Linked DNA regions of Mus musculus: all the other regions are linked to region 2. Evidence: chromatin loops called from intact Hi-C (ENCODE). Cell type or tissue: left cerebral cortex. All regions are shown on one strand. Region 1 overlaps Duoxa2 (dual oxidase maturation factor 2). Region 2 holds the start of n-THgtg3 (a tRNA gene). Region 3 holds the start of Duoxa1 (dual oxidase maturation factor 1). Region 4 overlaps Terb2 (telomere repeat binding bouquet formation protein 2). Region 5 holds the start of Bloc1s6 (biogenesis of lysosomal organelles complex-1, subunit 6, pallidin). Region 6 has its middle 11 kb from the start of Sqor. Region 7 holds the start of Gatm (glycine amidinotransferase (L-arginine:glycine amidinotransferase)).

Region 1 (4,000 bases), 76 kb before region 2:
AGGAACTGTATTAAAGGGTCACGGTTTAGGAAGGTTGAGAGCCACTGTGTTAGATAGAGTGCCCTATCACGTCCCTCGGGTTCAGAAAGCCTTCGATTTAACTTTGCGTTTCCCGGTACCACTACCTAGCCTTTCTCTTTCCTGACAGTTGCCCCACCCTTAGTTCCCTATCTGAAACTCTTTAGTTTCCGGGTCCCTGGCCTTGCACAGTGCCATGACCCCCATGGCTTCCCGCAGGAACACCGAGGCAGCAGCTGAACGAGACCATTGACTACAATGAGCGTTTCACTTGGCGTCTGAACGAAGACTACACCAAGGAGTATGTCCATGCCTTGGAGAAGGGACTGCCGGACCCAGTGCTATACCTGGCAGAGAAGTTCACACCGAGCAGTCCTTGCGGGCTGTACCACCAATATCACCTGGCCGGTCACTATGCCGCAGCAACACTGTGGTGAGCCAGGGATGGGGATAGGGCAGGGTGCATGTGACCTGGAGAGCGCGGTCTCCGAAGCTGGAACTGCAGCCTCGCGGCATCATCAGGCTGGCAATCTACAAAACCCATGGGAATTCACGTCCCAGCTATAGGAGGGGGGAGGCCGAGGGGCTGGGAGGGGAGGCTCAGGACCCAGCTCTCCCGGGGTGGGGGTTGGGGACGGTTCCTCTACACCGCCAGCAGTCCTGGTCAGGGAACTCCCGCTCATGGAGCGCTGCCTTGGTCCCTCGCAGGGTGGCATTCTGCTTCTGGATCATCGCCAATGCGCTGCTCTCCATGCCCGCCCCACTCTACGGAGGCCTGGCTTTGCTCACCACCGGTGCCTTCACGCTCTTCGGTGTCTTCGCCTTCGCCTCGATTTCCAGCGTGCCGCTCTGCCACTTCCGCCTGGGCTCCGCCGTCCTCACGCCTTACTACGGCGCCTCCTTTTGGCTCACGCTGGCCACCGGTGAGTACCGACGGATGCTTACCTGGTGGTGACCGGGGTGTGTATGGGATGGACGCTCTCCGGTTTAGAGAATGGGTTCTCTTATTTAATATGTTCGTCTCCGTAGCAGGCAGAAGGTGGGCCGACACTGTTATTTTACGGTTGAGAAGAGCTAGCTCAGAAGGGTTCAGTATCTTGCCCGGGTTTGCATGAAAACTCGTGCATCGTGAAATACATGTCAGTTCTTTCTGAGGGTTGTGCGTGTAGGAAATTCCAGGGATGGGCTCCAAATCCTGGCAATGAGAGCCTGCATCCCTGAGTCCCTCTGTCTTTCCTCCCTCCGGTGCAGGCATCCTGAGCCTCCTCCTCGGAGGGGCGGTGGTGATTCTCCACTATACTCGGCCCAGCGCCCTTCGCTCCTTTCTGGATCTAAGTGTCAAAGACTGTAGCAACCAGGCTAAAGGAAACTCACCTCTCACCCTCAACAACCCGCAACACGAACAGTTGAAGAGTCCAGACTTAAATATTACCACTCTCCTGTGAAAATAACTGACTCCGGATTTCTACCCCTCTTTGGGACCCCATAGACCTGAAGACTGTGTTAAGAGCGCGTGCCAGGAGCATAGCTTAGTCTGGAGAACTGCTTGTCCCTGCGGGACGACAAGGGGGCACCCCATGTGCCTTTGCTCTAGAGAATGGATTTCTCAGGAGAACTGTAAATAAACTTTTTTGTTTCTTTTTTTTTCTTCAAAATTCCCATGCCCATCAATTTCCTTGGCTTCTCTTGGCCATTTGGAGCTACAACCTTGAGAAACTCCTCTAGGCTAGTAAGAGCCTAGTACTGTATGTACATTCAGGTGCTGAGAAGCCTGAGAAACACAGTAGGGCTCTGGGGGAGGTGCGCCCTCTAGTGAGATCTGAGAGGAACTGGCAGGCATCTCCTCCAACGGGTGGTGGGTTACGTTCTACCCAAATCTCTACTAGCCACACTGAATGTATTGGGGAAGATTAGGATTTTGGCGTTCATTCGCAAATTCTTTCAGGTTGTCTTCTTTTATGTTTGTATTTGAGAGCTAAGAGAGAGGTCAACAAGGCATAAAAATATAAATCCTGGGGTCTGGAGAGATGGTTCAGTGGTAGAACACTAGCTGCCCTTTCAGGTATTGGTATTGAGGTCTTTGTACCCACATGGCCAGTTCCTGTAACTCCAGTTCCAGGGCATGTCTGCAATGCCCCCTCCTGGCCTCTGCAGGCACTGCGTGCAAGTGGTTCACAGACATACAATCAGGCAAAGTACTTATACACATTATACCTACCCTGGGACTTTTTTTTAAACAGTTTTTTTTTCCTCTCGAGTTCTATAAGCTTACGTAGCATATTTCGGGACTAAAGGTCAAAAAGAGTGTGGCACATAGCCTGTTAATGTTAAAACTGGAACACGATGTTTGTTCTCCAGCTAATGTGGACCCAGAGGTCACAAAAGCTGTGAAAATTGGAAAAAGAAAGAAAGGGGCTCAGACCCCCCAAAGGCAAGAGATGGATGCTGAGGATGCCCAATGTATTTGTTATGAGTGGAAGGTTGGCACCTTGACGAGGCAAAGCTTTCAAGAAGGTTGATGCTGTGCAGACATAGCCACCCCTGTGCTGTCACCACGACAACGGTTTCTGGGCATGTCTGACATCTCTTCAGAGCCTTAGCACTTTTGTTCATTTATTTTTTTGCATTAGTAGGCTGTGTATATTATTCTGTTACATCAACAAGTTGGATACATATTACAACTGAACATGATACAACTGAAACCCACTTCCTGGACAGTTCTGCTGGTTTTGTGGGGCTCCAATAATGTCTGGAGGCAGTCTGGAAACTCAGTGGCTACCAGGAGAAGAGCTTTACAGGGAACAGTCGGACTCTTTGGGGTGTTCCTCCTTAAAACATGTCTCAGAGGAAGCCACTGACATGGGAATGTCCTGGGTCTCAGGACTCTCAGCTATGGACCGGTAGTGGGGGCTCAAGAGTCCTCCTTCTTCAGAGCCCCACTCCAGCACTGGGTCCTCTGAACTCTGGTTGAAGAAAGCCTTCAGTCTGTGAGGCTGCATCCTGTGGGCCACTGCCATGACCAGGCCAAGCAGAATACACAGCAGTCCTGTGGCAACATGTGTCTTGCTTTAGTTTAGTAAGTCCTCCCAAGATCTTCTAAGAGCAGGAGAACTTTAAGCTATGTCTGGGCTGCTGCTTTAGAGTAACTGGAATTCATAAAGATGACTTACTGTCCCAGGGTTCTATATTGCAGACATGGATCTAGTGTCCTTAATTTTCATTCTCCAAACTGAGCAAGAGGAAGAGAGAGAAGACAGACTGGAAGTAGGGACAGATGAGAATGGAAGGAGACACCAAGACAACATGGGGGAGCACACAGAGCCTGGTAGAAGAGTGAAACAGTGAGACAGGTTGGTTTAGGGCATTTGGGGTAGTATGAGGTGAAGACAGGCATGGCCTCTAGGAAGAGACATGAAAGTGTGGTTAGGGGACACAGGAGGGACACACAACAGGAAGAGCTGGAGGACTTGCATAAAGAGAGTTAGGGGACAATGGATGTGGCAGGAAAGTGAGCATAATGAGGAGAGAGAAAGCTGACAAAATGAGGGCGTTAAGAAGAATGGGGCTCTAAAAAGGCACTGACATCCTGACCTCTAGAAACAGACCCCCCATCCCACCACATGACAGTCCCTCACCTTCATCCTGAGTCCTTATTTCTAGGGAAGGCTCTCACCTGTGGCTAACGTGATCCAGAAAGCGGGCCCATGGTGAGTGTGCAGCACAGCAGTGCCCAAGCGCAGGGGACAGGGCGATATGAGTGACGTGGTCATGGAGAAGAAGAACAGGGCCAACAGCTGGAAGAGACCAGTGGCCAGCAGCATGTGGCCACCATAAACCAGCACTGGCATCGACAACATCACATTGGCCAGTAGCCAGCAGAGGAATGCCACCCTAGAAAGCCAAGATGCAATGAGGGCTGGCCCAGGCACCACTAACCTGCTAGAGAGGACTTCAGGACCTAGGCAGAAGATGTCCCAAATGT
Region 2 (4,000 bases):
CTTCTTCTTCTTCTTCTTCTTTTTTTAAATCACTTCGGCGTCTACGTTACTGCTTTGATGGAAATTTGTAAAAAGTATGTATAGGAGACTAAGAAAAACCAACGTATTTTTACAATATATATTGAAAACAGTTAGATATATACATTGCATTTTTCTGGCTGACGCAATTCTCTGTACTTCGGGTGCAAACACCATCCCTCTAACATACTGGAAGCTTTTGTGCGCCTGCAGTTTAATTTAGCCCGCGCTGGTATAAAACCCTAATTCTCAACAGGCAGTTTGAGATTAATTTTCTAGAATGTTAGCTAAGTATTAAAATCGAACAGAAGAATAAAATACAGCTCCCTTGCCGTGCCATTGTTGCCACAATGCCGTGACTCGGATTCGAACCGAGGTTGCTGCGGCCACAACGCAGAGTACTAACCACTATACGATCACGGCGAGCTACCGGGAACTTAAGGTCAGGACTCCTTCCTTGGTCTCTTCTGTGTTGGATGCCCCGCCCCTTTTGACGTCATCGGGTTGCTGGCATTTGTTTCTGCCTATCAACGGCGGGACTTATGAGTGTGCGCAGGCGCTTTGGTTTCCCTGGCTAGATCTGTGCGCTAGCGTAAAGAAGCCCTCCGCTTCGCAGCAGTGGTAACAGCGGCCGACTGGGCCTCTTTTTTTCCTTGTTTTTTTTATTTAATTTTTAATTTTAATTTTGAGTCTGTGTCTGATTCGGGACAGGCTGGCCTCTAACGTCCCGAGTTTTAGGTTCCTAGGCGCCACCACGCTGGGCTTGCCAAGCATTTTCATGGCTGTCTTTTTGTGGTGCGTTTCCAAGCCAAATAGAAACTCAAGAAGACTGTGGTCAATCGTTGTGGTTCGCTGGGGCCCCCCCAGTACATCAGCATAGGGATGGCAGGGGATGGATCGTCCCTGTCTCAAGAGTCGCACTGGTTACACAGCACAGTGTGGCGTTCCGGTAGCTCGCCGTGATCGTATAGTGGTTAGTACTCTGCGTTGTGGCCGCAGCAACCTCGGTTCGAATCCGAGTCACGGCATTGTGGCAACAATGGTACGGCAAGGGCGCCTTTTTAGTGAAGGCGTTGTAATGCCCGGGCTAATTCTCCTATGTCCCTGTTGCTCATGATGAAGGCATTATAATGCGTGGTTAATTCTCAAAAACACTATACTATGTCACGAGCGACTGACTTTACAGCTTGTTGGTTTAGTCACCTTACTTTTGTTAATATCTCTGCGTGGTACTTTCTATTTTCCTAATTCAACGGTTAATCACATTTTAGTCTTTTAAAAACCTTACAAGACTTAAGAGTTCATCACGGAGGGCATAGGAATTATAGGAACAATGCGAAAATTAGGGGTTAGAATTAAAATTAGGGTTAGGTAGGAAAACAAACCGAACCTTTTTTGGTTCAGATCATATGACAAATGAAAGATACTACCACACTGAAGGGACTAGTTTTTTGTGGTCACTGTGGCGTGCTAAGATAGCCTCGTGGGTGCTGGTGTTTTTCTCCTCTTCCCAGTCTACCTCACATTAAAGCAAATTATCACGTTGTTTTGTGTGCTCTTAAAAAAAACCCTCAAGCTCCACAAATTCGGGTCTATTATTCGGCATTAGGCCAAATGGAAGTGAATTTTCCACCTAGCTCTTGAATGCTTACTTGATGGTGGCTGTGTGGTTGTCAAGAAAGGACCCAGAGAAGAATGAAGTTCTCCAGCTCCTCCTAGGGGCTCTGGGATGGCAAAGCAAGTCAGGAAACATTCCTGGGAAAGATAGGTGTTGTAATGTCTTTCACCCATAATCCATCAGAACAGCTTACTGAACAGTGTAGAAAATCAAGACTTCATTGCAGCCCCACCCCCTAAGTCCCTAAACAAACAAAAGACAACAAAAACCACCCTCGCAGGCTGTAATTTCCCTGGGTCTCCTGGCATTTTAGGAGATTTGGTGAGTTTAAAGCCACATAACAGGACAGCTTGCGCCTTACAAGTGTTGCTGAACAAAATATAGTAGGTGAATGTGAAAACCCATTGGGCTTTGTGTGAACAGTCATGTATCTAGGCAGTATCACCAAACCCAGCAGACTAGTCACCAGGACTGTGGCAGCTGTTCCTGGGCTGGCCTTGCTAGCCCTGTTCCCATGAGCTGCACCCACACCAGGGCTTGGGAGAGATGCAAGCATTCCCTCCTGAGGGAGACATAAACCAGGTCGACCTCCCTCTCTAAGGTCCCAGTAACAAAGAAAGTACAGTTCTGTCAGAGGTCCCTCAGGAACTAGAAGGTTGTTGGGTTTATTTATAGAGTCTGAGTGAGGGGTTACTGACAGGTGACCATAAAGTGGCCACATTAGAAAGTCTTCACCCAGCAAGATGACTTCTTCCTGAAGTCACATAGAGGGAGTCCCCTTCAGTCAACCTCCCCCAGCATGTAAACTGTCTCTGGAGACCCGAGGTCACATGAAATTAGAGCAGAATGGCATGCAGGTGCCCAGGAAGAGTGACTGGGGTCTTAGGGAGAGTCCTGTGACCAACAGCAACCATCCACTGGCTCAGTCATGATGGCTGCTTCCAACCAGGCACAACTGACCTGGTCAAGACAGTTGCTCTTTTGCTTGGATGACGAAGGAGGAAGGAACAGTCACTCTGATATTATTTAGGGTGCAGCAAGCGGTCCATTTTATGTGTTAATTAAGTCAAAGGCAGGAAAAGTTTGAAAGTGAAGCAAAGCCAAGGTTTATTCAAAGTGGACAATTTCATAGAGTTAAAAAAGAAAAGGAAAGGAAAGGAAAGGAAAGGAAAGGAAAGGAAAGGAAAGGAAAGGAAAGGAAAGGAAAGGAAAGGAAAGGAAAGGAAAGGAAAGTTCCTCCGGGCAGGCAACTTGTCAATCTAGCAGCCCAGAGGAGGAGAATGTCGAGAGAAAGAGTGAAAGGGAAAAGCCATTTAAGTAAAGCCAGAAAGGAAGGGTGCATCAGAGAAAGAGTAAGGAAGCCCAGTTACTATAGTGGAAAAGCACATATAGGCTCTGGAAGCAGAGAAATAGCCAAGAAAGAACCAAAAGGAAATATTTACAGCTTTTAAAACCAGGACTCATTAAGGTGGGCAGACCCAGCAGGATCTCATAGCAGCTTGTAGGAACTGTACCAGGAACAGACATTCCGGGAAGCCAAAGTATAGCATTTTGTTAAAGAGATAATTGTTCCATTTGTCTCTTTAGCATGGTTTAAGGTGAGCCTTCCTAGGGGTGGTCCCTTGGCAAGATGATTGACAAACTGTCTTAGCTTCTGGGTAGCTGGAGTTGTTAGATCTCCATTCACGTGAGAGCTTTCATCCTGTTGACAGAACTAGGCTGTTCTGTTGCTGTGTCAACTCTCTACGAACACAGTAAAACAGTCAAGAAAACACAGCTCAGAAACACCTGGTATCTGAGATACCCCACTGGTCACCCATATCTACGGCCAAGAATGCAGAGGAAGCTAAGGAAATGTAGCATGACCCAGATGCTGCAGGGTCTGGCAGTGGGGTTGGGTGGGGTGGAGTGCAGGAGGATGCTCAGGTTGACAGCTGCCCTTCTGGACAGGAATATTGTCACTCTGGAGATGGGACAACCTAGCCTCTACTAAGGAACTCTGCTTGTTTTCCTTGCTCTGATTTCTGGGCGTCAGATCAGGCTGATCTAGTGACTTGCCTGCCCATTAGACTTGCCTTCAGGGAAGAGGGACCATTGCTGTTGACAAGCCCCTGAGTTCTTGGCTTGGCTTGTACACCTTACTGTGTTGTTTTCTGTTCAGACTCCTGGGCAAGATTGGTGGGATTCATTTCTTCTGCTTATCTGGGCTGATGAGGCTTCTGGGCTGGCAATGGTGAGAGCCAGAGCCCCCGAGAGCCTGGCCTGGGATGACGTCACCATGACCCAGTTGGCACACTCAGCGGCCAATCGACACCCTCCTTCCCTGCTCTCACCTTAAAACTGTTTTGTTTTGTTCGCTTTTGT
Region 3 (4,000 bases), 67 kb before region 2:
AAAAGAAGCTATTCTGTGCATGTATGAGTGTGTGTGTGTGCGCGCGTACTTCCCATGGCATCTACGTGGAAGTGAGAGGACATCTTTATGGAACAGATTCTCTCCTCTCATCTTTATGTGGGTTCTTAGGCTCGATTGAACCCAGGTTGTCAGGCATGGGCAGCAAGTGCCTTCCCTGAATGAGCTGTTCCGCTGGCCTGGTGACATTTATTATAAAACATAAGGGTTTGTTGTTGTTGTTGTTGTTATAGTGAATTTTTATTTATGACACCCAAACTGAAACCATTATATTTCTAAGGAAGTCTATATAGGAAGAATGCCTTAGATCTGAGTTTAGATAGGGGCATGGTGATACATTCTTTAAAACCAGCACCTTCGAGGCAAAGGCAAGCAGAACTTTTTGAGTTGTAGGCCAGCTTGATCTACATAGCAAGTTGCAGGTGATTCAAGGCTAGAAGAAGGAGGAGGAGGACGAGGAGTGGGAGGGGGAGGAAGAAGAGGAGAAGAAAGGGGAGGAGAGGGGAAGGAGAGGAAGAAAGAAGACATGTATTAGATAGAGCATAGATTGTTCATAGAAGGAACTCATTCAAGCCCAGTGAGGTGGCTCAGTGGTGGAGGTGCTCGCTGCCAAGCCTGAAATTCTGAGTTTGATCCTTAGAAGTCACATGGCAGGATGGAGAGAACTGATTCCTAACAGTTGTTTTCTGACATCCTTACTCATGCCATAGGATGCGTTCATACACGTGCGTGCACACACACACACACACACACACACACCAAATGTGTGTGGAAAAGTGAAAGAAGAGCCCATATTATATACTATTATATATTATATGTGAATTCCAACAATGGATATTTGCAGCATAAGCAGATATTAACTAACTTAAGGCATCTTGGTCAGGATCACGTATTCTTAGTATTCCTGTGCTTATTTTAATGAGAGGTTATAAAAGTTTTGTGAGCATGGCTCATCTCTATTAACATGATGCGTCAAAGAAACACTAACAAAAGGCTTTTCTGTATCTCAAGTACAGAATGGACATTGTTAACTTATTTGCAATTCTCCCAAATATTAAGGATGATTAGAGCAAGTGATGGTTGCTGAATCCGATTTGCCTTGCTTGGTCCCTTGCTCTCTTGCTCTCTTCCACTCTCCCATTTCACTTTTCACTACTTAGCTATTCCTTACTCTATGCTGCCTGGCTTGGTAAAGCTGAATTTCTGGGCTGATCCTAATTTGGTTTCATTATTATGCTAACAGGGCTTCATCAACAGAGCTCTGCTTTGCCAACAAAGCCTGTATTTCTCTTGGGACCGTCTTCCTCTCTCAGGCTTGACAAGTGAAGCCTAACTGTAGAATTGGTTCAAATAGCACAATCTCACATCAATATTAATTTTATCCCTTGGTCCCTTAGCTCACCACCATGACTGGGATACACATGCATTTTATACTGATGAACATAAGCAGCCATTGGACAATCAAACCCACACCTACAACTTTAAAAGCACAGTCACGAGAAAGGAGCACCCACTCTTTGTAGTGCCCAGTAACACGGACACCTAGAGGTTTTCATTGGGGCTCCTGCTATGAGTTGGGCACTTTCTCACTGAGGCTGGCCAATTCCTTCACTTTGGGGTTCTATTTTCTCACTTGGCTGGGGGGGGGCAGCCTTTAAGTACTTTCCCCCGTGTTTAGAAGTATTTTAGATTTAGTTACCTAGCCCTTACCTATCACAAGACGAAATGAATTTCCAGTGTTTATAGGACCAGAGGGTAGAGATAGAGTTAACAGTCTTGAAGAAGATCGGATCTGGAACCTCTCTCGAAGCTTGACAAGATTTTTTTTCCTAAAGCCTTCCTCTGCCCCCGCCCCCATCTACAGAACCTGCAAAGTAAGGACTGCTCGCTTTCTATAAGGGTAGTTTAGGTGACAGTCTAATATTGTCAAGCACTCTGATAGGTGAGACACGGCTACCGAAATATGATAGTTTATTTCTCTGATTGAAGTAAAGCCCATTAAAGGTTTACAGCCTTGCCTGGCTAAAGGAAGTCTTTTTCAGGACCGCCTAACCTAATCCTCCTTCCTAAGGAAGTTAGAGGTGTGTGTGTGCTGGGGGTGGGGGGAAAGCGGGGGTGTGAATTGGGGGAGAAGAGGTTGGGCGTGTGTGTGGGGGGGGGGCGGGTAGTGATGGGTGGTGGAGGATAGGGAACTGAGCAATCCAATCTACCCAGACTCCAGTTAAGAGAAATAAAGATTCAGTATTGACAAATCTTGTGACTCTCATAACCTTAAGGAGTTCGCCGTGCTTAAATTTTTTTTTTTTTCAAACTTTTCCTTCACAAATCCCCCCTTGATCTGAATTGGTCTGTGTAGACTCAAGAAGTGCGCCCCTGGAGGTCGGTACCGGAACAGCACTTCAAGGTCTGATCTCATACCTCTGAGCCCACCCGATCCATGGTTCCCTACCTTCCTCTCTTTCAGATACTGTGCGCATGGCACCTGGCGCTGCTCGTCTTTGGGCACTCACTCACAACGCTCCTGGTCGTGGGGATAGGGCAGGAACCGGGTCCAGACGTGGACGTCCTGTCGCCAAAACCATGCACTTTGTTCAGGCAGAATCCCTTCCAATTCCCCATTCTTCTAAGTCAATTGCGGACCAGGTTGTGACTCCCATAAACCCAGCCTGGTGTCTTCTCCGCCTTCCATTTCAAGTCATTGTCAACTTTCTCGTACTTGGCACTCCGCCCTCGAACCGAACCAGGGACAGACTGGCGTGCTAGGACAGCGCCCCAGCACTGTGCCCTCTGCACCCAACCCCTAAGATCCCCGATTCCTACCCATGCCAGCACCTCGGGCAGCTGTAACACAAACGAGGCTCACAGGACGGTGAGACCTGGGAGGTTCCACCAGGAAACCTGGTTATCTAGACTTACAGGTTTTGGGGACAGATGGATACCTTGCTTTGGCGACAGGTCTGATCTGTAGGTTAATGTTGGGAGATTTTGTTTTAGAGCCCTGGCCCCCGACTGTGTGGGGAGAATTTGGGAACAGCTCTCCTGCCCCACACCCTGTTTATCTTCCACCCTCTTCCTCAGCCCCCAAGAGTTGGAACTTGGGGAGAGAGACTTGCCCTTCCCGCCTCCCAAACGGCCAACGTGCCTGAACCCTCGGCACCCAGGAGCCCTGCATCCTACAAGGTCTCACCTTTCATGCTCCGGTCCCCTTTCACGCGGGTCCCCGCGCTAGCTTCTATTCCGCCCTACTGTGCCCCGCCCCAGAGCTGGGACGCGCTGTCCGCTCTTCACCCCCAGCCCCGCCCGCCCCGACTCAGAGCTGGAGAAGCTGCCAGAACGGAGGAGCGGGCTACAGCGAACCCGGAGTCATCCAGGAGCCTATCCGCAGTCCCAGGCTGGGGCGACCAGAAGCTAAGGTCAGATCCTTGAACATTTCTCCTGGCCCACGAAAGTGGGTGCTCCGAGAGAGAGGGCTCTAGGGGTGGGGACAGCGGAGGAAAGGGGTACCGGTGGTCCTCCTTTTCTGCGGAACAGGAATTGTAGCCTCGTGTGCCTCCAATCTTTCCCCGAGGCTAAAAGGAACCTTGCTAAGGCCTGAGCTCAGCACACTGACTTTGAAAAACTAGGGTCATCTGGTCCTGATAATGTTGAATGACCTAGTTTGTTTGGGCCTAGAGGGTTTCTTGGCACCATCACATTATGCCAAGGAGAGACTTTGTTGGTTCTTCAGTATACAGTTACTCCCTGGGTCTTCAGGATGGAATCTCTGTGGCTTTAACTCATTTCGCTCTCCTTCCCACCTCGGGGCCAACAGAGTCATGATTCTAAGACTCTGATTTGGAAAAATGGCCATGTGGACAAGAACCAGACAGGCGTGTACTCTCCCAGATCTGCCGCTGCCTGGGGCCTCATTGCCCTGGAGTTGTGCCTTCATTTCCAGATTGTTTGGGAAGTTACCACACCCAAGTGGCTGTGTAAACTGTTA
Region 4 (4,000 bases), 180 kb before region 2:
TCCAGGACAGCCAGGGCTATACAGAGAAACCCTGTCTCAAAAAACCAAAAAAAAAAAAAAAAAAAAAACTTAGTTCATGTAACTAGATATTAGTACCATGGAACCAAATTTTCTTAGCCTCAACCTAATCTAATGTCTTTTCTTCTTCTTTTTTTTTTTTTTTTTTTCGATACAGGGTTTCTCTGTATAGCCCTGGCTGTCCTGGAACTCACTTTGTAGACCAGACTGGCCTCGAACTCAGAAATCTGCCTGCCTCTGCCTCCTGAGTGCTGGGACTAAAGGCGTGCGCCACCACACCCGGCTTCTAATGTCTTTTCTATTAAAAAGTTAGTATGAGATCAGAGGGATAGCTTAGAGGTGACCACTTCCTGCTCTTTGAGAGGTCCAGAGTTCAGTTTACTACTGAACTCCCAGAACCTATATCAGGTGCCTCACAACTGCTTGCAACTCGAGCTTGGGGGATTCAAATGAGCATTTCTGGCCTCTGAGGCATTTCTTGCACACATGTGACATGATTTACACAGACACACAGGCAGACAGGTAAATGAAAGTATTATTATAACATTCCCTGCTTTTTTGTTTTGTTTGTCTGTTTTTTTTGAGACAGGTTTTCCTGTGTAGCCCTGGCTGTCCTGGAACTCACTCTGTAGACCAGGCTGGCCTCAAACTGAGAAATCTACCTGCCTCTGCCTTCCAAGTGCTGGGATTAAAGGCGTGTGCCACCACTGCCCGGTTAGTTGCTAAATTTTAAGCTGTGATTTCTTTTGCAATTTACAGCATGACAGAATGGCATCAAGTGATAAGGAGAACATTAGACCAACACCAGAACACAAACAAGAACTGTCCAAAAGGTATTGGTTACTATGTGTCATGGCTGTTCAAAGTGAATATAGAAACGTTGAGTTTGACTGTGTGTTTATCTTACTTTCACAGTTCCTCTGAGATTAACATGATCATCATCACTGTTCTTATGTATAGACAAAGAGATCTAAGATTAAAAGGATTAATTTGTTCAAAGTTATAGAAATTTTTACAAAAAAGAGAAGAAGTGAGTCTTGAGTGATGGCTCGCTGGTTAGGAGATCTTGTTGCTCTTTCAGAGGCCCTGGGTTTGGTTCCCGAACCCACATGGTGGCTCAATCATCAGTTATTCCAGTTTCAGGGGATCCGGCACCCTCTTCTGACCTCCGAGAGTTCCAGGCACACATGTGGTGTGCATATATGCATACAGGGAAAGTACTCATGCACATAAAATAAAAATAATCATTAAAAAGAAGGTGATGATGAAATATTGATGAGTCACGGAATGCCATACAGCTTCTGGCCTCCACACACATGCTCACACATGTTTACACACAGAGAAAACCGCAAACACACATACATGACAACATGCCAAGCAAGGTACATTTTAGCTGAAATCTTGGCATTAGAGGGATTTAAATGAGCACCAAGCTAGCCTAGGCTACTTAGGCTACAGAGGAAGATGCTGTTGAGGTTTTTTTGTTTGTTTGTTTTTTGTTTTTTTTTTTAACTAGATATTTTCTTCATTTACATTTCAAATGCTTTCCCTTTTCCTAGTTTCCTCTCCGAAAGTCCCCTATACCCTCCCCCTACTCTGCTCCCCAACCCACCCACTCCTGCTTCCTGGCCCTGGCATTCCACTGTACTGGGGCATATAATCTTCACAAGACCAAGGGCCTCTCCTCCCATTGATGGCCGACTAGGCCATCCTCTACTACATATGCAACTAGAGAGAGTTTTTTTTTTAACAAACAAACAAATAAACAAACAAAACCCAAAGTTTAATTATGTAAATATACCCTAAGATTCTGCTTTTTACTTTTCAATTTTCTTTTTTTTAATTAAGAAATTCATAGTACATATTAAGTATTTTTTAAATCATATCTACCTGACTTCCCTTCCCTTAATCCCCCTCCCAATTTCATGTATTCTCTCTCTGTAAAGTCTTGGCTGTCCTGGAACTTACTGTGTAGACCAGGGTGGCTTCAGACTGACAGTCTCCCCCTGCCTCTGCCTGCTCACACTGGGATTACAGTGCACCACTGCATCTGGTGCTTCTCCCTCCTTTTAAAATCCTGCTGTGTCTGTTTAGTGCACATGGGTATAGGACCATCTACTGGAGCACTGGCAGCATTTCAGGGGCTGCATCCCTGAGCAAATCCTCCCTCTTATGCAGGTATCTATGACAACAGCTTCTCAGCTAGGGCTGGACCTTCATGAGCCCCTCCCTGCTCATCTTGGATTTTGGCTGGCTTGATTTTGTGATAGTCCTATGCATGTGGTGATAGCCACTGTGAGTTCATGTGTTCCGATGCCCTACCCTGTTCTGCTGCAGACCTCCACTACTTCTGTAGAGCCTTTTCTTTATGGAACCACCAGATGGTGCAATATGAACATAAATAGAATACATCCTGAAATATCTGCATGAAGCACTACTTACTGACAGTAAACACATTATTATTGAACATTTGCAAAGCACAAGGCATTTGTGAGACAAGCAGTTCACAATATTTCTTTTCCTGTTTTCTTTTGTTTTTTTTGAGACAGGGTTTTTCTATGTAACAGAGCCCTGACTGTCCTGGACTTCCTTTAGAGACCAGGTTGGCCTCAAACTCACAGAGGTCCACCTGCCTCTGTCTCCCAAGTGCTGGGATTAAAGACATGTGCCACTGTGCCTGCTGGTTCACAATATTTCATTTGATTCTCACAGCTTGTATATGCAATGAGCCCCGTTCATTTTACAATTGAGAATATAAATCTCGAGAGCTAAATAATTCATTCAGTTTTATTCAGAAAGAACAGCTGAATTTGAAGCCATATCTAGATCTGAAGTCCAAAGCTGAATTTGAAGCCATATCTAGATCTGAAGTCCAAACTCTCAACCACTGTGCTATTTTCCTCTTCCCAGAAGGTCCTCAAATTTTAAAGTCACATATACTTTAAAATTTTATGTTTTTAAATTGTCTTAATATAAGTGTAACAGGCTGAGGATGTAGCTCAGTTGTTAGAGTGACTATCGAGTGTGCGTGGGATTTGGGTCTTATCCCTAGCACTACGTAAACCAGGCATACAGTGCATGCCTGTGATCATAGCAGCCTGGCGGTGAAGGCAGGATTAAAAGGCCAAGGTCATCCTCAGTTATAAAGCTAGTTTGAGGCCAACCTGGGTTTTATGAGACCCTATTTCAAAAATGCCAAAAATTAAAAAAAAATGTAAATCATTTAATTCACAAAAATAAGAAATATAAAAAAGAATAAAGGATATTTAAATTAGAAACAATTCTACTCACTAGCCTGTGTCTCTCCTGTCTTACAATAAGACACAGAGTTTGTAGAGCTGAGGTCATCTTGAAGTCTTTCAGCTTTGCATTTAATGTTCTATCAATAATTTCCCATAAGATTGAAAACCTTATTTAATGTTGTACCTCAGTGTTAGGACTGACTGTTAGAAACCAAAGCTATAAATTCAGAAAAGGAGTAAACTGGAAATCGCCCTGCATCAGTGAGCTTTCTTAGGAAGGAGAGTCTTACAACCATGATGGGGCGTGGTCAGCTTGAGTGGGAAAGCATTATGAGGGACAGCATCCCACCAGAGGCAGCATGAGGGACTTGAGGTAGGAGAGCAATGGAGGCGGTTAGAGCTTGTTATCAGAGACAACATAGCAGGACCTTAAAGGACAAGATGATTTCCTTTAAACCTGGGAGGAGCTTCATGTTGTCGCCAACTGTGACAGAGAATGAAGGAGAGACAGAGAAAGAATCAGAAATCCTTTGCTTGAAGGTGTGGGGAGCCATAGCTTGGAGCCAGTTTCGGTTTTACTTGTTAGGGTAAAGGGGAGCAGCCTGGCTTGTGTCATGGTGCAGAGCTTGTCAGCTCTTTACCTCAGAGGACAGATGGTGGTGGTGGGGTGTGCTCTGATTTCTTCTAAGCTGCTATTTGGTCTTAAATATGCAGGCAGGCCCATGATCTAAGGCAAACCT
Region 5 (4,000 bases), 360 kb after region 2:
ATGTTTGTGCCATGTGTGTATCTATCACCATCATCCACACACCCCACCCACCCTTCTGCTGTTTATTCTTTTACTTTGGCTTCCTGTATATTTAATAAACATTCACTCAAAACTCAAACTTTGGCTATTGTAGATCATTGTCTGGACAATACAATGTTATACATTTTTCAATGCATAATATGTAACCTCAAGAACAAACTCTAACACAAACTATAACATTTGGTGCCTAGCAATGTTTCTGGTGGATAGGAACTAGAACTCTATTTTTAGCATAACTAAGGTGTCTAGTTCAATCTTAAAAGGTATTACATTAAAGTATTTGGAGTGTATAACTTTGATACGTAAAAGAAAATGGGAAAACTAAAGACCCTTCAAAAGACATAACATGACACAATAAACTGTTGTGTTCTTTGCAATCAAGTTTTAGAAGTTGCTTTGAGCTCTGTGTCATATACAGAGGGTCCTTAACAAACAAGTGGCACATTGAATTGCAAGCTGTAAGAGAAAAAGAAGGAAAAGATCAGAGAGAAAAGCAAGATGAATGTGGTACAAACTCCTTGTTTATTTAGGTGATTTTGTTACAGTAAGTTAAAATGTTAAAAATAATAAAATTCCTAACAAGAATTCTCCTTATAGCAAAACAAATCATAAAGACAAGGTAGGACATAACAGTTTATTTCATCCATTAAATTTAAATAACCAGTATTTAAAATTTAATGAAATGTACTTAGTACTGGCCAAGAGATAGAAGGAGCCAATGAAAACTCATAGGATATGGCTCTATTCCAAAGGGCACCACAACACCATTAGTACATGAAACTTATAACCAAGCAAGGGTGCCAGGTGTTTCATCATGTTTACCATGTTGTATAACTCAGACTTTGGAATATACAGTTTGGAATTAGGGCTAGGGCATCAATAGTTCACCAATTAGCAAATTTATCGAGAATTATTTTGGTACTCTATGCATAAGAGTTTCTATTTGTCATTTTTAATTCAAAAGAAGAAAACATAAAATAATGAATGCAAGGAGGAGCTCAGTGCTAAATGGCAGGAGGATGTTTGTTGTTGTGAAATGTCTTCACTGTGACTGCTGAATGAAAGGGAGGAAATAATGAGATAATGAATGGTGTCCACAGTAAAGGTGTGTTTGAGTGTGCTGGCTCGTGTCTGCTGGAGGACCAAGAATTCAAGGCCATCCCTAATTACATATTGAGTCTAAGGCCAGATTAGGCTACAGGACACCTCACCTTGTGAAACAAAACAATAAAAAAGATATTATCCTAGAGCACTTAAAAGATGAATAGGCCTTTGAAAAAGATACTCTAGTTTGAAACAGGAACAAGCACAATGGACAGCGTACAATGCCCAGATTGCACAAGATGTTTGAAGAGTAATAAATTGTTTTCCTATTTGTATGACAACACTAATTATTACACATTCTATAGTTCAGCAACCTCACAGGGTTGAGTTCCATTACAAAAGCTTTAGGGGAGGAATTGGTTACCAATTTTTCTGGAGGTCACCCACCATCCAGAATAATGACTCCCTTCCTCTGTCTTCAAACCCATCAGTGTTTGTTTAATCATCCTTTGTAATCAAATCTTTTTTCAGACAGCCCCACCCCATCAGTTTTACAGACTGTTACCTTGGGTCCTTGGAGTACCCTTCCTATTTTAAGGTTATGTTAACTAGTAGCTTTTATTCGTTGCCATGCCCTCTAATATATTTAGAAGTCTCAAGGATTAGTCTGTGGACATTCTACCGTGGAGAGTTGAGAAGTTACCCTTGAAAAGTGGCTAAAGTGAAACTGAACATAAGATGGTGACAATAGGGAGCCAGTGCATTCCAGGGGCATGGCATTATTTGTTTATTTATATTAGTTTTTTTTTTTTTTTTTGAGATAGCTTTGGCTACAATATGGAAAACTGAACAGGTAACCTGAGGAGCAACTAGAGATGCTACTAGAGGTCAGAGTTTACAAAAGGGTCGAGAATCCTTACATTTGCTGTGGAGCTGAGTCTGTCCAAGTCTACATACTTTCCTTTAGAACTCATGATATCATCTTACAGGAGCCCAGCATGTGCTTTTGGTAATTTGACTTAATTTGTCCAAATGATGCTCCAAGAAAGCCTTTACGTCATTTCCAAGCACTGGAAGAGATCCTCAGCAACGCTCAAGCTCAGAGTTCGTATTGACTCACTTAGCGGCCCGAGTTATAAACTGGACACAACACTGGGGACATTCACACGGTTATGGCGACATCCGGTCCTCTAACCTCTCTTCCGGGTTCCGCCGGCCACCCTCTGTGAAACCGAACCCGCACGCGCACGGCTGCGCCTAGGGCGCTGACACGGGGGGGGCGGGGGGGGGCGGGCGTTCCGGACTTGCAGTAACGTTCTGCGTCGGAAAGCGAGGTTTTCCGCTTTCGTCACTTCCGTGTGCCTCGGCGGCTTTCGTCCGGATGGACTCTGGAACGCGTTAGGTTTCTTTGCCTGTGACTTCTCCACAGCACTCGCCTCACGCAGCGCCCAGTGCGGGGATATGAGTGTTCCTGAGCCACCGCCTCCAGACGGGGTCCTTACGGGGCCTTCCGACAGCCTGGAGGCCGGCGAGCCCACGCCGGGTACGGCTGTTTTGCGGGGCGACTGCCCACAGGGGCCGGGTTCGAGTGGGTGGGACTCCAGCGCAGGCGACCCTCCTGCCTAGAGCATCCTGGCCAGGCAACCCTGGTCCCGCGAGGAAACGCACTGTTGGGTGCGGTTTGTGTTAAAGGTTTGCGTTTGTGTTGCTTTTCAACTGTTTGTCACAGGGTTAGTGGTTGGCGATCAGTCTGCCAGAGAGAAGGTAGATTTTTAGGAAACTGTACAATAGTGTCTACTCATGAAATACTCTGACCTCCTAGGTGACATTACTTCATCCGAGACTCCAGCAGCCGTCCGCACATTTCCAGAAGAAATTTAAGCATTGATGCCCGAAGGCGTCCGTTGGACGAAGCAGTTAATTTGCTATATAGGCAGATGGGCACTGTTTATACCATCGTTTTTGTGAGATTGAAAACACCACTCAAATCATTTTCTGTGAGCATTGGTTCATATGAGAGAAGCTAGATGGAGCTTCTAAAAATAATCTCTGCGTTTCAGAAATAGGAAGCTACAAATAACCCAGCATTTCCTGGCAGTGCTTTTCTTTAATGACATATCCCTTTCATGACTTGTTCAGTCACATTAGTAATACTCTGTAGTACCTACTTGGAACCTGGGCCTCTCTCTTTCTCCCTTCCCCTCCCTTCTCCCCCTCTTTCTCTCTTTCTGCACATAACGAATGGGTGGTATGCATATAAATAAAAGCAGATGTCAGAGAGTAGGGCAGAGATAGGGATAGGTGCTAGCTGCAGGTTCAACTCAGGACTTATTTCATGTTAAACAAGTGCTCTACTACAGAGCTAGATCCCTAGCCTCAGCTGTCTGATCTTCTTGATAATGGTGTGAGCTTACTCTCCCATGAAACTGAATTTGCACTCTTGGATTCAGTTCCCTCTGTTTCATGTAGAGGATTCCGCAGGGCATTAGCATCTATCTCCCCTCAGCAGTGTAAAGCTACCACCGCTAGTCTCTCATTCTCACAGCATGGTGTGTCCATTGTTGTAACTTTACTGCCCCAACACAAGCTCCAGGCATGAATCCTTAGAATCCTAAAATGGCTTCTTGCCACTTACTGAATTTTCCATAGAATTGGCACTCAGGGACCCTCACAGGCTGACTCACGGCATATATTAATAGCTCACTGTTGCTTTCTGTGCATGGCCTTGCTGTTCATCCTTGCAGTTTCTCATTCTGTTTAACAATGTTGCACCCCCTCGGCTCCTTTCAGATTTGTATCCATATGAAAGTGGTGGCTGCAGTCTAAGTTGGGGCCATTTTTTAGAGGGTTTTTGCAGTTTCAAAGATGGTCACATGTTCTGTTCCACACTGTTTTCTAAGAATGTCTCCCATAGAAA
Region 6 (4,000 bases), 380 kb after region 2:
CCCACTGGTGTCATAGTAGCACGACCAACCACTCTGTGACTGGATCTCAGGTCCCCTTTATGTGGGGTAACCAATGTCTAGCACTGTTAAAGATGCTCATGATTAGACAGGTAGGTCATAGGCCTTGGGAGAATCTGAAATTATTATCCTGCTAAATCAACATAGTATTGAATGACTCCTAATCATTTACATGGATGAGAGCATCTCTCGATCTTCATCAGAGGAGTTTCTAGCAGTAGATGGCAATTAACAGATGCTCCCCCCACCCCGCCACCCATGCCACCAGAATCATCAATGTGCAGAGAACAAGAGACTGTGGCATAGTTAGGCATCAATGGGGGCACATATATCACATACCCCCCCCCCCAAAGTGCTCTGGGACCTTTGTGGAAGAAAGGGCAAAAAGGTTGTAAGAACTGGAGGAGTTAATAGCATCAAAAAGTGCTTTCCAGGCACAACAAGGCAGTTGTCCTCACAGCAATCATGACAGCATGCACAAGACTTGCACATGCTCCAGCCTGGAAGAAAAATCTCTGCACAGAGGGCAGAAGGTAGGTATGCTAATCCCACCACTAGCTGAAGAGCCATTGGTATTTGATAGCTGCTGAAAGAGTCCGAGTTCAAAGGTGGGTAGAAGATCCTCTTCTTCCGGACCTTTCTCAAGAGAAATCCCCTTGGTTGGCTAAGCCCTTCACCTCACTCTGCATTCTGGAGGGTGATCTGCTTCTTGCAAAAGGTATGCTCTGCGATCGAGGGAATCCACTGGGTGACATCTGAACAGGGCTGGGAAACTTCTTGTGATTGCTGAGACTCTGTGATACATTTTGCATGGATTCAGCACCAACACTGATGTGGGCTGTGCAGTTCTTGCCACCCAGGGGGCATGGCAAAGATGGGCTCCTCTGCTAAGGGAAGCAAACACCAACCTTCCCAAAGGGGCAGGAGAACTGGCTGAGTGGCAAGGTGGAACCCATGCCAGCAGGTCACAAATGGGCATGTGTGTGTGTCTGTGTGTGTGCGCATGCTGAAGTCATACATGTTAGCCAGATTCACCACTAAACTACACCTCTGGTCCCTCAGACTGGTTCTCTAATACAGAAGGGAGTAAAGCATGGAAAGGACATCTAGGCTCTGGCCAGTGCCAGGTCTATGAAGATCTGTAGCTCTGGACGGAGACAAAGAACCAAGGTCAGCCACACTGGGTCCTCTGTATTCCAGACCAGCAAGCCAGGAGCACGAGTGGTAAGTCTCTATTATGATGTGTTCCCAAGGAAGTATCTACAGGCCTACTCTGGTTATAGTTAATATATCTTTAAAAGTGTACTTACACATTTTAGTCTCATTTAAAAACATCTTCAGAGCACAGTCTAGACTAATATTTGACCAAATAACTGGGTACCGTGACCTAACCAGGCTATCATGTAAAACTCACCATCACAGTTGGGTTTTGGTGTATATTTGAGTATATATAATTGACTCTAACATCTATCTATCTGTCTGTCTGTCTGTCTGTCTGTCTGTCTGTCTGCCTGCCTGCCTGTCTGTCTATCCATCCATGTCTATAATAAAATGGATTACATACATATAAAGAAAAGATTATTACAATATAGTTCTTCAAACTTGGAGATAGCTAGGAGGCTTCTATTCCCTGGATAACCAACGATACTGTTTTCATGCCTAATTACATGTATAATTAAGCCAACTAGGTTCCAAGATCTTGGGTATCAAATAAATTCAAAGACAACAAATGGATTAGAATGTAAAAAATACCTGTCATATGTACTGTTTAGCATTATATCTTTTCATCAACAGAAGGCTTCTCAGATCTCTCAAGGATCGGCTTGAAGATGACGTGAGCAATTACATACTAAGCCCAGGTGAAACATTTTTAACAACCGACTAGACCACACATGGAGCAATGCTGCCATCTCCTGGTGGTTTGCAGTATCGCACGCCCCTAGAGCAGATTCAGTAATAACTTCACTTGCTTTGATGACATTAAGTTAAGCCTTTTTGAAAGTTTTTTATATTACTATTAATTGTTTTATTTATTTACATCTCACTCTGCAAATCTCCCATCCCATACCCCTCCTCCTTGCCTCTAAGAGGGTGCTCCCCACCCACCCATTTGATTGTAGAAGAATGCAAATTAATCCATTTTTACCTTCTTGTACAAAGCTCAAGTACAAGTGGATCGAGGACCTCCACATAAAACCAGGTATGATGAGGAAAAAGTGAGAAGGAGCTTCGGACACATCAGCACAGGGGGACATTTCCTGAACACACCACCAATGGCTCATGCTCTAAGATCAACAATTGACAAATGGGACCTCATGAAACTGAAGGCAAAGGACACTGTCAATAGGACAAAATGGCACATCGGATAGAGGACTAATATCCAAAATATACAAAGAACTCAAGAAGTTAGACTTTAGAAAATCAAATAACCCAATTAAAAAATGGGTTACAGAGCTAAACAATTCTCAACTGAGGAATCTCAAATGGGCAAGACGCACCTAAAGAAACGTTCAACATCTTCAGTTATCAGGGAAATGCAAATCAACGCCCACCTCCCGAGATTCCTCACACCTATCAGAAAGGCTAAAATAAAAAACTCAAGTGACTGCACATGCTGGCAAGGGTGTGGAGAAAGAGGAACACTCCTCCATTGCTGGAGGAATTAGAAGCTGCTACAACCACTCTGGAAATCAGTCTGGCGGTTTCTCAGAAAACTGGAATTATTTCTACCTCAAGACCCAGCTATATCACTACTGGGCATATACCCAAATGTTCCAACAAATAACAAGGACACGTGCTCCGCTATGTTCACAGAAGCCTTATTTATAACAGCCAGGAGCTGGAAAGAACCCAGATGTTTTTCAATAGAAGAGTAGATACAGAAAATGTGGTACATTTACACAATGGAATACTACTTGGCTATTGTTTGTTTGTTTTGATGCAGAGTCTTATGTACTCTATGATGGCTGCAAACTCCATGATGTGGATGGTTCATGTGTCAGGGAGCACATGTGGTGGTCAGAGGAAACTTTGTAAACTTATCTCTTTCCTTTCATCTTTATGTGAGATCTGGGAATTGAATTCAGGACATTAAGCTTGCATGGCAAGTGACATTATGAATGAAGCCACCTCAAATGCAGTTTCTTAACATGAGCTTTTGTTTAAACAGTGAGATATTTAAAGTATCCGTAACACATTTTAAAGCTACATTTTTCTCTAACTTTTTGAGTTTTCTGGTTTGATGTTGGACTTGAGGGCTTAATTTTTCCCCTCTTGAAATCATGACCAATCGATTTATTATCATATATCTATCAATTTATCTTTCTACAATCAATTCAGTTAGCTACCATCTATCTGTTTCATCACAATCATTGATTATGCTTAGAATCCTTTCCTAAGAAAAGCACCGAATGCCCGCTGTGGAGAAAGATCTGGAAATCCTGTATCTTTTCACCTGCCTGGATTGATTGGGCCTGGGGTGAGCACTTGGCTCAAGGGCAAGCAAACTGTGAGCTCATCAGTGAAGTACTGGCCGGGCAGAAGAAGTTCTGCCTACATGGAACCCAGAGTGACTCAACTTGTGGGTGACAACTCCTTTGGGGGGTCAAATGACCCTTTCACAGGCATTACTTAAGACCATTGGAAAACACAGATAGTTACATTACAATTCATAACAGCAGCAAAATTACAGTTGTGAAGTATCAAGCAAAATAATGTTATGGTTGGGGGTCACCACAACATGAGGAACTAGAATAAAGGGTCACAGCATTAGGAAGGCTGAGAACCACCGGCTTAGAGGATTCCCTTTATTAACTGGAAAAGAGTGGAGACATAGAAGCTGAGTGTTAAGTGGTTACTGTTCTGCAATCCATGGATTTGTATTTCTTTTGAGGTGAACAAAGTATCACAGTGTCTCAAGATGCTTGGGATTCTGCCTAGCTTCTGTGAAACCTGGTACCAGGCTTCTTCTAGGAGTTGGATA
Region 7 (4,000 bases), 230 kb after region 2:
TGAGCTCCGGCCCGGCGGACCTGGGGCAGAGGCTGAGGCATGGGGCAAGCTTCCTTTCAATAAGAGGGATTGGATGCTTGATGTGGAGGATGTGGATGTGACAGAGGAGAAATCAAAGATCTCCGGTGTTTTGGTTTGATTAAACAAGAATGACAGACATTAAAAGGAAGAAAAGAAGGCTTTGGCTTAGAGGTGTCTGGCAACTGAAATTCTAGCTGTGCCAAGTGAGAGGTCCTGTGGCAATATCTTGTGGAGTTCCTAGTGTAGATCTAGATTGGATGGCAAGAAGGGAAGTGGTCTGGACTTGAGTGAAGGAGGGACCAGAAGCTGTGAAGATGGCTATGGATACTGGGCAAAAAGTGACAATATGGAGGATTATCCAAAGTTCTCCTAAACTCCCAGGGAGGTTTCCAGAGGGAAGAAAAAGGTAAATACCAAATACTGGAGCTATCAAGCAAAATACCTTAAAAATCACTCCCCTGCCCCAGAGGAGTGAAGGCAGTTGCAGAGGAGAGGTACAGTGGAACGCAGGCTGCAGACGCTGAGGACCTGCTGAGGACTGGCTCCCAGACCCATGGTAGCCCTGGCTTACCTTCACCTCCACTGTGAATGGTGGCACACAGGCATTTTCAGCTCTGCCCACTATCACTTCCTCTAAAGGGTCCCATTCGTTGTAAGAGGAGACAGGGCAGTCCTTGGGCAGAGGATGGGTGGCCTTGTCTTCAGCTGCACAGGAATTTCGGGAGGAAGCTGTAGCTGCCTGGGTGCTCTGGAAAGTTCGCTGCACCCATCCTGTTAAGGATCCTCCAAGCTTAAAAGCAAACAAACACACACACACACACAAACAAGGTATGGTTAAAGTGTGAGACTCAGGATAACACAGATATGTACTTGAGGAGACCCTAAGATGTTGACTAGTAGAGGGGTTTTGGGTGATTAAAAAAAAAACCCACATAACTTTTTGTTGATGATAGACTGATTTTGTTTTTGTCATATGCTGTAATCTTTTAGAACTCCCAGAAAGATCTGGTTCCCAGCAACATGTTTCCCATATCTATCTCAAAGTTTTTGCAAACTAATTTTCAGAAACTTTCTTAGAAGATAGGCCATCCTCTTCCTCAAGGAAGTGCCCAGTAAGTACCGGCAATGTCCAACTGAAGGAGGAAGTCTTGCTTTTTCAGTTTGGAAGGTTACCAAAACGGAGTTCTTTTTACTGTAAATAACATGGGATCTGAAAAGACCTTATCTTTCAGAATAAGCAACCCCAACCTTTTTTTTAATCACTTTTTTTTTTCATTTCAAGTCAGAGATGACTGTCATGTGTACCATAAGGATTAACCCAGGCAGGCACAGAATGTAAACTTAAAAAGAGATCTAAGCATATTAAAAACCTTCTTTCTTTCTTCCTTCCTTCCTTCCTTCCTTCCTTCCTTCCTTCCTTCCTTCCTTCCTTCCTTCCTTCCTTTCTTTCTTTCTTTCTTTCTTTCTTTCTTTCTTTCTTTCTTTCTTTCTTTCTTTCTTTCTTTCTTTCTCTCTTTCTTTCTTTCTTCTTTTTAAGACAGGCCTGTATAACCTAGCGCAGGAAGATTCCCTTACCCACTCCCCCTGGCAAACCTCATCCCGCCCCCAAACTCTATCAGGCTGTTAAAAGTCCTCTAAGAAGGGAGCTAGAGGGACTCTTGGGTGGAGACCCAAAGCAAGAGAGCAAATGACAGCTGTTCAAGAACCAGCTGCTGGCAGAACTCATCTGCCAGAGCTATTCCTGTCAAGGAGCAAGGGAGGGTCTGCAGGCATGGGCTCGGATATCCCAAGGAAGCAGAGGGCCTGGCAGAGCAGCAGGTGGGGGACAGGATGGACTCATTCCAACTTCCCCGGTAAAGCCCAGGGATCCCAGAGTTTCAGCTGGAGCCGGCCTGTAGGCTCCGTCCATGCCCTCACATGCATCTTCCCAGAAAACGCCCTCACGGGCTACGGAACACAGACCACGCCACCCTGTTACCGGGGTGTCCAGTCTCCCTCTGGGTCCCCATCCTGCATCCCGCAGAGGTCCCGAGGCAGCGTAGGGACTCACCCGAGAGCCGATGTAGTGCACCGCCTCGGCACCTCGGCTGCCTCCGCGCAGACACCGCACCCGTAGCATCGCCCCGTCTCTGCTGCTCCGCGTGCACAAGGTCCTAGTCGCCAAGCTCGCGCCAGCTCCCAGCCTGCGGCCGCGCGCGCTGCTTTTGTAGCCGCGCCCAGGGCCTGGCCCATTGGCTGCCAGGAACAGGTGGCCTCGGCGTCCGTGGGTCACGTCCCGGGGCTGGCCCTTTTTTTTTTTTTTTTTTAGCTCGTGCCTCCCGTACTGGCTCAGGTCAGCGGCGGCGAAGACCCATGAAGAGGCTACCCAATGCCTAGCAGGGATGATGGTTCCTTAGTCTCTCTTGTTGGAAGTCCATTTTTCAACCTGAATGTGTAAACCCCAAGGCCAGTCTTAGTCCATGGGCCACTGAGTGGAACGGCCCCGAGTTAGCTTCCAAGTTTGTCGACCTGAGCCTATGTGGTGGTGGTCTTTAGAACACTGGTGGTCTTTGGCTAGGTGCTCCTGCTTTGAGAAACTCAGTTATGAAAACAGGCAGATAATAATAAGTCAAAAGTAATAAGGAGTGGGGGAGCTACAGTTAGCTTCTGCTTCTGAGGCACATCTTAAAAGGTTTCTTTCAATATGACTTGGGTGCTTGATTACAAAGTAGTTCCCTTAACTGGATTTGTAGAACTAAAACTAGAGAACTCAAATAGACACATCACTTCCTAGCAGAAGGGGCAGATTTGAGTACTTCTTGCCTGGCTGTGTCGTCCAGTCTGGCTTCCGGCCCTCCATTCTCCTGGATCCCGCGATTATAGGCTTGTATGATGAGCACCCCCCACCCCCCTGCCGGCTTCTCTGTGTTGTGTTTTCTAGAAACTGAGAACGGTGACATTGATAGTCCCTGGTCCACGAGCTAACCAGAGACCAAAATAAACGGTGCCGGTAAAGTCTAGGCAACTCTTAAGAGTCGTATGATTACGAGGTAATACTCAACAAAGAGGTCTCAAGGTCCTGATATGGTGAAGGGAGCCAGTGAGTCTAGGTTCCTATCTTAGCTCTGTTCTTAAAATGCTGTGTGGCTTGGAAGCACAACCCTGGACCTTTCTATCAAAGGCTCGCTCCTTCTGCTAGTGAGGGCTTCGGGGAATCTGAAGAATTTCTCAAAACTTAAAACTTTTACCCAATAGATGAACTCAATCAACTCTGGGGACTATGTCTTTGGGTGTACTTAGGGTGACCAGAGATGTACCCTTCTCAGTGAAGGGATTTAAAAAGATGGTTAAGGTTCAGGATATAGCTTAGTAGAAGAGTGCTCTCACTCACCTTGTATTTAAAAGCAGCCAAACAACCGAACCAACCAAACCAGCCAAAACAAACCTCACCACAAACCTTGTAAGAGCCAGCATAGTGGTTCAGTCAACTTTGTAAGTTCCAGGAGGGCTTGGTCTGTCTGATACTTTGTTTCAAACAATGGCTGGTAAGTACACATAAGAAGACTTTCACTTTGCTTGGTTTCCAGTTTTGTCAGAGATCTATAAACACCTCATGACCCTCATTGAAGACATTATTTTTATTTTGAAAGTGCAAGATCTAAAAGTATCTGACAAAAATTAGGGGGCAATTTAGCTTTAGACAATGGGAAATGCTTACAGCCAGACTGACACCCTCATCTCTTGTAATCCAGGAGAGGAGCAGAGGAGAGAGCAAGCCCCACACACCAGCCCTACTGTTATCGAAGCAAATTAAACCACCCCCCCTAGACTTTGTTTTTTTCTATTTAGAGGATTGAAAAGAATAAAATCAGGGAAAAATTTAACACTCAAGTTCAAATAAGGTAACTCAAGTATATTTTCACAGCTAGAATGTAGTGAGAAAAGCTACACTAGTATTTGACTCCTAGTAGCATTCTGCTAGACTCAGATGAGTGATTTG

The links. Hi-C counts contacts between places; a loop is a spot of excess contacts. Peaks named below come from ENCODE experiments on the same cell type or tissue, not always from the same donor. Only the 100,000 strongest peaks of a DNase experiment are listed, where the experiment ranks them.
Region 1: it touches region 2 in a loop (2.2-fold over the local background); 7 of 42 quality-filtered maps call a loop at or near these places.
Region 3: it touches region 2 in a loop (2.5-fold over the local background); 7 of 42 quality-filtered maps call a loop at or near these places.
Region 4: it touches region 2 in a loop (7-fold over the local background); 11 of 42 quality-filtered maps call a loop at or near these places.
Region 5: a loop joins it to region 2, with 5 times the contacts of the local background. A loop is called at or near these places in 7 of 42 quality-filtered maps.
Region 6: it touches region 2 in a loop (2.5-fold over the local background); 19 of 42 quality-filtered maps call a loop at or near these places.
Region 7: a loop joins it to region 2, with 2.9 times the contacts of the local background. A loop is called at or near these places in 29 of 42 quality-filtered maps.

Annotation. Positions count from the first base shown.
Region 1 is chr2:122,300,935-122,304,934 of GRCm38, forward strand. Duoxa2 (dual oxidase maturation factor 2) reads left to right here. Exons shown (of 6, transcript NM_025777.2): 4 at 238-451; 5 at 727-941; 6 at 1,270-1,951. The coding sequence ends at 1,463. It overlaps Duoxa1 (dual oxidase maturation factor 1), which reads right to left. Exons shown (of 10, transcript NM_001305262.1): 9 at 3,692-3,909; 10 at 2,615-3,064. The coding sequence ends at 2,811. Among named protein-coding and RNA genes, the nearest start is that of Duoxa2, 4.0 kb to the left of the region's middle. In left cerebral cortex, CTCF peaks have their summits at 1,848 (motif pointing left) and 2,114 (motif pointing left); DNase peaks (open chromatin) are centred at 868, 1,812 and 2,134; H3K4me3 peaks cover 861 bases.
Region 2 is chr2:122,376,994-122,380,993 of GRCm38, forward strand. All of the region lies in intron 1 of Gm39918 (predicted gene, 39918), which reads left to right. n-THgtg3 (a tRNA gene) reads right to left here and starts at 441; the gene lies at 370-441. It overlaps n-THgtg5 (a tRNA gene), which reads left to right and starts at 975; the gene lies at 975-1,046. In left cerebral cortex, a CTCF peak has its summit at 1,729; DNase peaks (open chromatin) are centred at 499, 999, 1,713 and 3,942; H3K4me3 peaks cover 1,828 bases; H3K27ac peaks cover 1,779 bases.
Region 3 is chr2:122,310,465-122,314,464 of GRCm38, forward strand. It overlaps Duoxa1 (dual oxidase maturation factor 1), which reads right to left and starts at 3,266. Exons shown (of 10, transcript NM_001305262.1): 1 at 3,206-3,266; 2 at 2,935-2,980; 3 at 2,468-2,584. It also overlaps a transcript of Duox1 not described here. In left cerebral cortex, a CTCF peak has its summit at 2,398; a DNase peak (open chromatin) is centred at 2,434.
Region 4 is chr2:122,192,455-122,196,454 of GRCm38, forward strand. Terb2 (telomere repeat binding bouquet formation protein 2) reads left to right here. Exons shown (of 7, transcript NM_028914.1): 5 at 778-851. Among named protein-coding and RNA genes, the nearest start is that of Terb2, 8.2 kb to the left of the region's middle. In left cerebral cortex, a CTCF peak has its summit at 2,404 (motif pointing right); a DNase peak (open chromatin) is centred at 2,388.
Region 5 is chr2:122,736,079-122,740,078 of GRCm38, forward strand. It overlaps Bloc1s6 (biogenesis of lysosomal organelles complex-1, subunit 6, pallidin), which reads left to right and starts at 2,427. Exons shown (of 5, transcript NM_019788.3): 1 at 2,427-2,626. The coding sequence starts at 2,545. Bloc1s6os (biogenesis of lysosomal organelles complex-1, subunit 6, pallidin, opposite strand) reads right to left here and starts at 2,284. Exons shown (of 2, transcript NR_156706.1): 1 at 2,004-2,284. In left cerebral cortex, no CTCF peak of the experiment used is centred here; DNase peaks (open chromatin) are centred at 2,431, 3,119 and 3,702; H3K4me3 peaks cover 2,027 bases; H3K27ac peaks cover 1,858 bases.
Region 6 is chr2:122,752,054-122,756,053 of GRCm38, forward strand. No RefSeq gene overlaps it. Among named protein-coding and RNA genes, the nearest start is that of Sqor, 11 kb to the right of the region's middle. In left cerebral cortex, a CTCF peak has its summit at 1,936 (motif pointing left); a DNase peak (open chromatin) is centred at 1,906; H3K4me3 peaks cover 244 bases.
Region 7 is chr2:122,609,077-122,613,076 of GRCm38, forward strand. It overlaps Gatm (glycine amidinotransferase (L-arginine:glycine amidinotransferase)), which reads right to left and starts at 2,201. Exons shown (of 9, transcript NM_025961.5): 1 at 2,072-2,201; 2 at 593-811. The coding sequence starts at 2,140. In left cerebral cortex, no CTCF peak of the experiment used is centred here; a DNase peak (open chromatin) is centred at 2,201; H3K4me3 peaks cover 2,647 bases; H3K27ac peaks cover 2,204 bases.